2 separate regions of the Mus musculus genome follow, and region 1 is linked to region 2. The links are chromatin loops, found by intact Hi-C in ENCODE. Cell type or tissue: left cerebral cortex. All regions are shown on one strand. Each heading gives the region's core, and the rest is flanking DNA. Links, peaks and the distances in the headings are about the cores only.

Region 1 (2,907 bases), core at 171-2,670, 86 kb after region 2:
CCTAGAGTAAAAGGCAGCCTGGTAAAGGGAACACGGAGTATAAAAAGGACAGGGGCAGAGGGGTGGGACCTGTCTTCTTCTCCACTTCCCACCCTCTCAGGCACTGTGATATGGAGCCTGTCCTCTCCAGGAGGGCACAAGGGACGTGCGTGCTTGAGTGTTTAGCATTTCTATCAGACAAGGACCCAGTGCCTCGGCCCAGGAGGCTCCAGACCACATCCTAGGTTGATTCCAGTGAGCTCATTCTTTCAGAGGCTGTTGCCATCATAATAAACCAGAAGACTGTATAAAACAAAAGGGAGCCAGCCCCCCCCCCCCCCAGCGCTGTGGGAGTGACTCCTGCTAATCCCAGGAAGCAGGCCCCTGGCTTTAAACTGATAATGACTCCTAGCAGCCAAATAATTGATCTAGCTGGTGTTCTGGCTTTAAGGGAAAGTGAACTGGCCTCTTTAGAAATGTTGGCAGCCTGGGCTGGCCCATTAGTAAGACTGAAAAATCAAAACACTGTCCGGAAGAAGCCATATGACTGGGCTCAGCAGAAGTCATCAATAGATGACATCATCTCAGAAGTTAGCAAGCCAAGGTCATGGGGCCCCCAGAGCAGGGTCAGCTCACCCTTCACGGCTCACAGATACTGAGTCAGCCAGGGGACACAGGGGCCCAGACCAGAGCCTGCTTCATTCTAACTCCCCCCCACCCCCAAGCCCCCCCTTTATTTTTGCTCAGCAAAGTCTAGAGGGTTGAAAGCCACTTGCAAAGCTGGTGACATATGGCATGTTCTTAAGGAAGGACCTCAATCCTGCCATGGGCACACCCCTCAGATTCTCTTACACTCTGTGGTTGCCCCTTGATTTGCCTCTACCACTTATGCTGGCCATGTCACAAACACTGAGGGCTGCCCTCTGCCCCAGCTCTGACTGCCTTTCTCATCTACGCTCTGAGAGAGTTGGGAGCTGTCTCTACTTAAGCTCCAGCCTCTGTCTCCTTAACCACATCCTCACAAGGTACTGGGCAGGGTCTAACGAAGCTCAGGGCTTGCCCATCATCACTTCCTATCACAGCCTGAATGAAGTGTCCACTATGGCTAGCCCTGTTGTACACAGGGGGAAACTGAGGGCACCAGCTTGGTCTCCAGCCAATCCTAGTTTTTAATGCTCGGCTGTGCTGCAACCAAGTCCCCAATGCCTACCCTGGATTCTGACGGAGTCTCCACACTTCTCAGCATTCTATCCCTGTGTAGTAACTGTGCCCACCTCTCCACTAGGCTCTTGGAAGGCTGCAGCCCCCTCTACCCTCACCCCCCCACACACACACACACCTGGACTCCTGGGGTCCTCATCCCAGATCTGGTGCCCCAGATCTCCCCTGCACTTCCTTTTTCTCCAGCTAGAGGGCTTCCCAGAAGACTTCCAGCCCTGCCTCTTCTGCACTCCAGCGCCACTAAAGACCATCCTGTCCACTAAGGTCATTTCTCAAGGTCACACTGAGTGGGTAACAGAGCCGGGGCTGGAGCTAGGGGCCTGAACTCCTGGCCATTCCCTTTATTGCTTAGAGCTGACACCACCTAGTCCCTGTGTTCTGTAGTTAAGCTGCAGCCAAGAGCCCTGCCCAAGAAGGGAGAGAAGGTGTGAGACTCTGATAAGGTGGGCTGGGCTATTTTTAGAGGGCTCTAACTTCCCACTTAGGATGCGAGGCACCCAAGAGCCAGTGGCTGTCTAAACCGTGGACTGCAAGGCTAGCTCATTAGAGAGCAGATGCCAGAGTGACAGGCGCCCTGTCTTCACTCTGCCTGTTTGTTGTGAGGTTTGAAGTCGGTGAGAATCTTCCTATTGGGTGATTCCCCTTTCACTCATTTATCTGTGAAGCCCGGAGATAGCTTTAGAGAAAACGGAGCGATCTTCAGGATCTATTACTAGACTCTCCACACTATTACTCCAGCCTGGGAAAGTCCCAGACATTAGCAGATCACAAAAGAGGGGTGCAGAGTCCCCAAACCTGCCAGGAAAGGTCGGTAGAGACAGGAAAGGCAAGCAGACTGCAGTGGGGGTTGGCATGACCTTGAGCAAAGGGTTCTGAAGCCCTTACAGGGGCAACAGTGGGACCCAGGGTGAAAGATAAACCCTGTGGGAGGGAGCCCCCACTAAGAAAGAACCCAGAATCTGGGTTTAGAGTCTGGCTCTGCCAGGTCTTCGGAATCTCATGGGGAAAGCTGAGAGAGGTAACTAAACAGAGAGCTGGGGAGGTTCCGGGTTAAGGGAGTTATCACAGGTGCCACACAGGGAACTGAATTGCCTGAGCCTGCCCAGTTCATTTGGTCACTTGTTTTGCCGAGGTGCTGCTAGCAACTCAGCCTAGAGATGCTCCCAAACACCCCAGGCACACTTCCCAGGCTATTCCGAGGGCCACAGTGGGTCCTAGGCCAGGATTTGAGTTCCAAGAGCCACCAAAGTCTCTGACTTTTGCAGCTGTGTCCTCAGCATCCTTACCCTGCCTGAAACTGCAGAACAGGTGCAGGGGAGTGTAGGCAGTTCAGAGCACGCCCTGGCCACTCTCGTGGCCCCGGGTACCATCTCTTTGAAGGACCCTAACTTCACCTTACAAACAGGAAAACGAGATCCAGAAAAGAAAGGAGGGTTGCCTAGGCCGCCCCTCAAACTGGAGACAACCAGTGGCCTCCTGCCTCTACCTGGTTGCGCGCAGCGAGGCAAGCGCAGCTGGTGCTTTAAACCTCAGCTAGTTCCAGCAGTTTGGGAAACTTTTCAGGCGCCGGCCAGATCGGTGCTCAGAGGACTCAGCGTCCCCCGAGCGTGTATCCCCTTCCTCCCCAGACTCCCAGGAGGGCTCGTGACCAGCTCACAACGTGCCAATGCCCAAGGCACCCCGGGCGGCTCCCAAGGTCCCCGGGAG
Region 2 (2,907 bases), core at 260-2,759:
CCACACCCACAGTGACACATCTACTCCAAGCCCACATCTTCTAATAGTGCCACTCCCTGGGCCAAGCATATATGAACCATCAGAGAAGTAGCGACCTTCTGAGAACCTGGTGGTTGTGGTTCTCCTATTCCCCAGTAAACTCATGGACAGTGCTGTTTTCCACGCCCACATTGTTTGACAAGTGCTGGTATCACCCACCCGTGCAGCTCATTCCCACGCCCTGTCCTGAAAGTATCCGTTTTCTTCTCTTTTCCACTTCATCGCCCTGACCATGCTCTATCTCGTCTGTGTGGTAACTTCCCCGATTCTCACCTTAATCTGCTCTCCAGTGCAGCAGCCAGAATGATCTTGTTAGAACAGCTCCAGCAGCGACAGGTGGGTGAAGCCCTTGACACAGCCTAGGCTGCTGCAAGAGCAGGGCCCTTGGCTGAAATTTCCCACTCATGTTCTTTGGTTTCTGGGACCCACCGAGTCTTGTTTTGTTTGCCTTTTTTTGAGGCGAATTCTCTTGAAAGTTGATACCCACCCCCACTCTGTCTAGTCTAACTCTTCTGAAGCTTCAGATCTCTATTATAATGACTTTTTCTCAGAGGCCTTTCCTGACCTCCCATCCAAATTCATGTTCCTCAGTGTGCCTTCTATAGCTCTTGTCTTTTTTTTTTTTTAAGTTTTATTTTTTTTAATTAGGTATTTTCCTCATTTACATTTCCAATGCTATCCCAAAAGTCCCCCATACCCTCCCCCCCACCCCCCTACCCACCCACTCCCACTTTTTGGCCCTGGCGTTCCCCTGTACTGGGGCATATAAAGTTTGCAAGTCCAATGGGCCTCTCTTTCCAGTGATGGCCTACTAGGCCATCTTTTGATACATATGCAGCTAGAGTCAAGAGCTCCGGGGTACTGGTTAGTTCATAATGTTGTTCCACCTATAGGGTTGCAGATCCCTTTAGCTCCTTGGGTACTTTCTCTAGCTCCTCCATTGGGGGCCCTGTGATCCATCCAATAGCTGACTGTGAGCATCCACTTCTGTGTTTGCTAGGCCCCGGCATAGTCTCACAAGAGACAGCTATATCAGGGTCCTATCAGCACAATAGCTCTTGTCTTTTTGTGTCTCTTAGCATCTTAACCTCCTCTAGCCTGAGATGTGGGGGACTCTTCAACAACTGTATCCCTAACTCCTAGCACATAGTTTTCAAAACCAGTAACTATTTGTGCTATGTTTTTTTTTTAATTAATTAATTTATTTATTTATATATCACCGTCTCTATTTGGTGAGCTTTTTAAAGCTAGGTGTGATGGTACACTCTTGCAATCTCAGCACTTAGGAGGCTGAGGCAGGAGGATTGCTGCAACTCCAAGAGCAGGCTAGGCTACATACACAGAGAAAAGGGATGTCTTGTCAAGGAGGACCAGCCTCTCCTGGCACACGAGCAGTGAGCAGTCCTGCCCACCAGATGGCAGCATCTTCCTGCTTCTCAGACATCAGAGACTTGGCCAGGTTAGTGAGATATTTTAGTACTGGGTTTTGACATTCTTGGTTCTTAGGCAAGGAAAAGGAGAACCTGAATGCCCCTTGATGTACATCATATGACCTCAAGAAATTTGTGAGTGAGATGTAGAGATGGCAGAACAGTTACGAGTGCTGTCTCTCAGCAGGTGCTCCACCGTGCTAGCTGTTCCTTGTCTATTTCCTAGTTACAGGGCCTTTCCATCAAAGTCTGAAGGACTTTCTGAGAATCTAGGTACTGCTAGAGAGTGAGTGAGTTTAGAGATGGCTCTGTAGGGAATGCGTGTATGGCATGCATTTGGCTTCTGAGATTAAAATGAAATAGGAAAGAATTTGCCTGTCTACCTAGAAATAATCGCATAAAAATGTACATTCACCATCACCCAGTCAGACTGTTTTCAGACAGATTTCCTGACATTGCTGGTCTCAGGCTGTTTTTGTTGTTGTCGTCCCTATTAGTGATAGATAGGTGCATAGCCTGTAGCACAGAGATGGCCTGTGTTCCCTGCCTCATACCCACAGCAGTCTCCCCTGGACTGCAGCCTCTATTTTATTTTATTTTATTTTGTATGTTTTCTGAGACAGTTTCTCTGTGTATCCCTGGCTTTCCTAGAACTCACTCTGTAGACCAGGCTGGCCTTGAACTCAGAGACTGTCCTGCCTCTGTTCCCCAAGTGTTGGGATTAAAGGAATGCAGCACCTATACCCCACCTCACCCTACTGCAGCCCTCTTTCTCAAGGAGTCAGTGGTAATTAGGATACTTCATCTCTGGGTAGCTACCAGTTAATTGGCATTGGCTTGTAGGATGAATCCTGTTGTTTATCCATAGCCTAAAAAGTTGGATCACATGAGACACTGAAAATGAATGGCCACATACAACTTTACAATCTGGCTGCATTCATGTTTGAATAATGGTAACAGTTCAGGGTCTTTGATCAGATCTCTTCTCTTCAGAGACTGTGTGAGTCCTCAGCTGGTGTGCTCTAGCGCCTTACTCTGGGGATGGTGCCTTATAAAGCTGCTCCATCTTAAACTCATGTATGGGATCTCCTCTACTAGGACAACCCACTATGCAAGCCCCCAGATTGCCCTGGCCCAGCTCTCACGTGCCATTCCTAGAGAAGCTAGAGAGCCGCAGATGTGGCTACACGTGCTCTTACACATTAGCACCCACCACGTAGCAGGCATGAATGCAGACATGGGGCACTTCAGTGAGCAAAAGAGAACTTGAATTCAGCCTATGGTTTTGAGATGGAGGCTTTCCCTGGCCTCCAAGCAGAGGTGATCTGTGCACTCCCACTGTCAAGTAGGGTCCCTCTTTAGGACTGGGGTAAAGTTTCCTCAGTGGGCTTTGCTTTTTTTTTTTTTTTTAATTCCACTTCTGGCGTCGTTCTACCTA

The links. Peaks named below come from ENCODE experiments on the same cell type or tissue, not always from the same donor. Only the 100,000 strongest peaks of a DNase experiment are listed, where the experiment ranks them.
Region 1: a loop joins it to region 2, with 2.7 times the contacts of the local background. A loop is called at or near these places in 14 of 42 quality-filtered maps.

What each region holds. Positions count from the first base shown.
Region 1 is chr4:46,039,587-46,042,493 of GRCm38, reverse strand. The region is part of intron 1 of Tmod1 (tropomodulin 1); the gene reads right to left. Among named protein-coding and RNA genes, the nearest start is that of Tmod1, 1.8 kb to the right of the region's middle. In left cerebral cortex, for the core only: CTCF peaks have their summits at 1,184 and 1,395; DNase peaks (open chromatin) are centred at 878, 1,451, 1,737 and 2,531; H3K4me3 peaks cover 1,561 bases; H3K27ac peaks cover 1,859 bases.
Region 2 is chr4:46,125,266-46,128,172 of GRCm38, reverse strand. All of the region lies in intron 4 of Tstd2 (thiosulfate sulfurtransferase (rhodanese)-like domain containing 2), which reads left to right. Among named protein-coding and RNA genes, the nearest start is that of Tstd2, 12 kb to the left of the region's middle. In left cerebral cortex, for the core only: a CTCF peak has its summit at 1,441 (motif pointing right); a DNase peak (open chromatin) is centred at 1,451.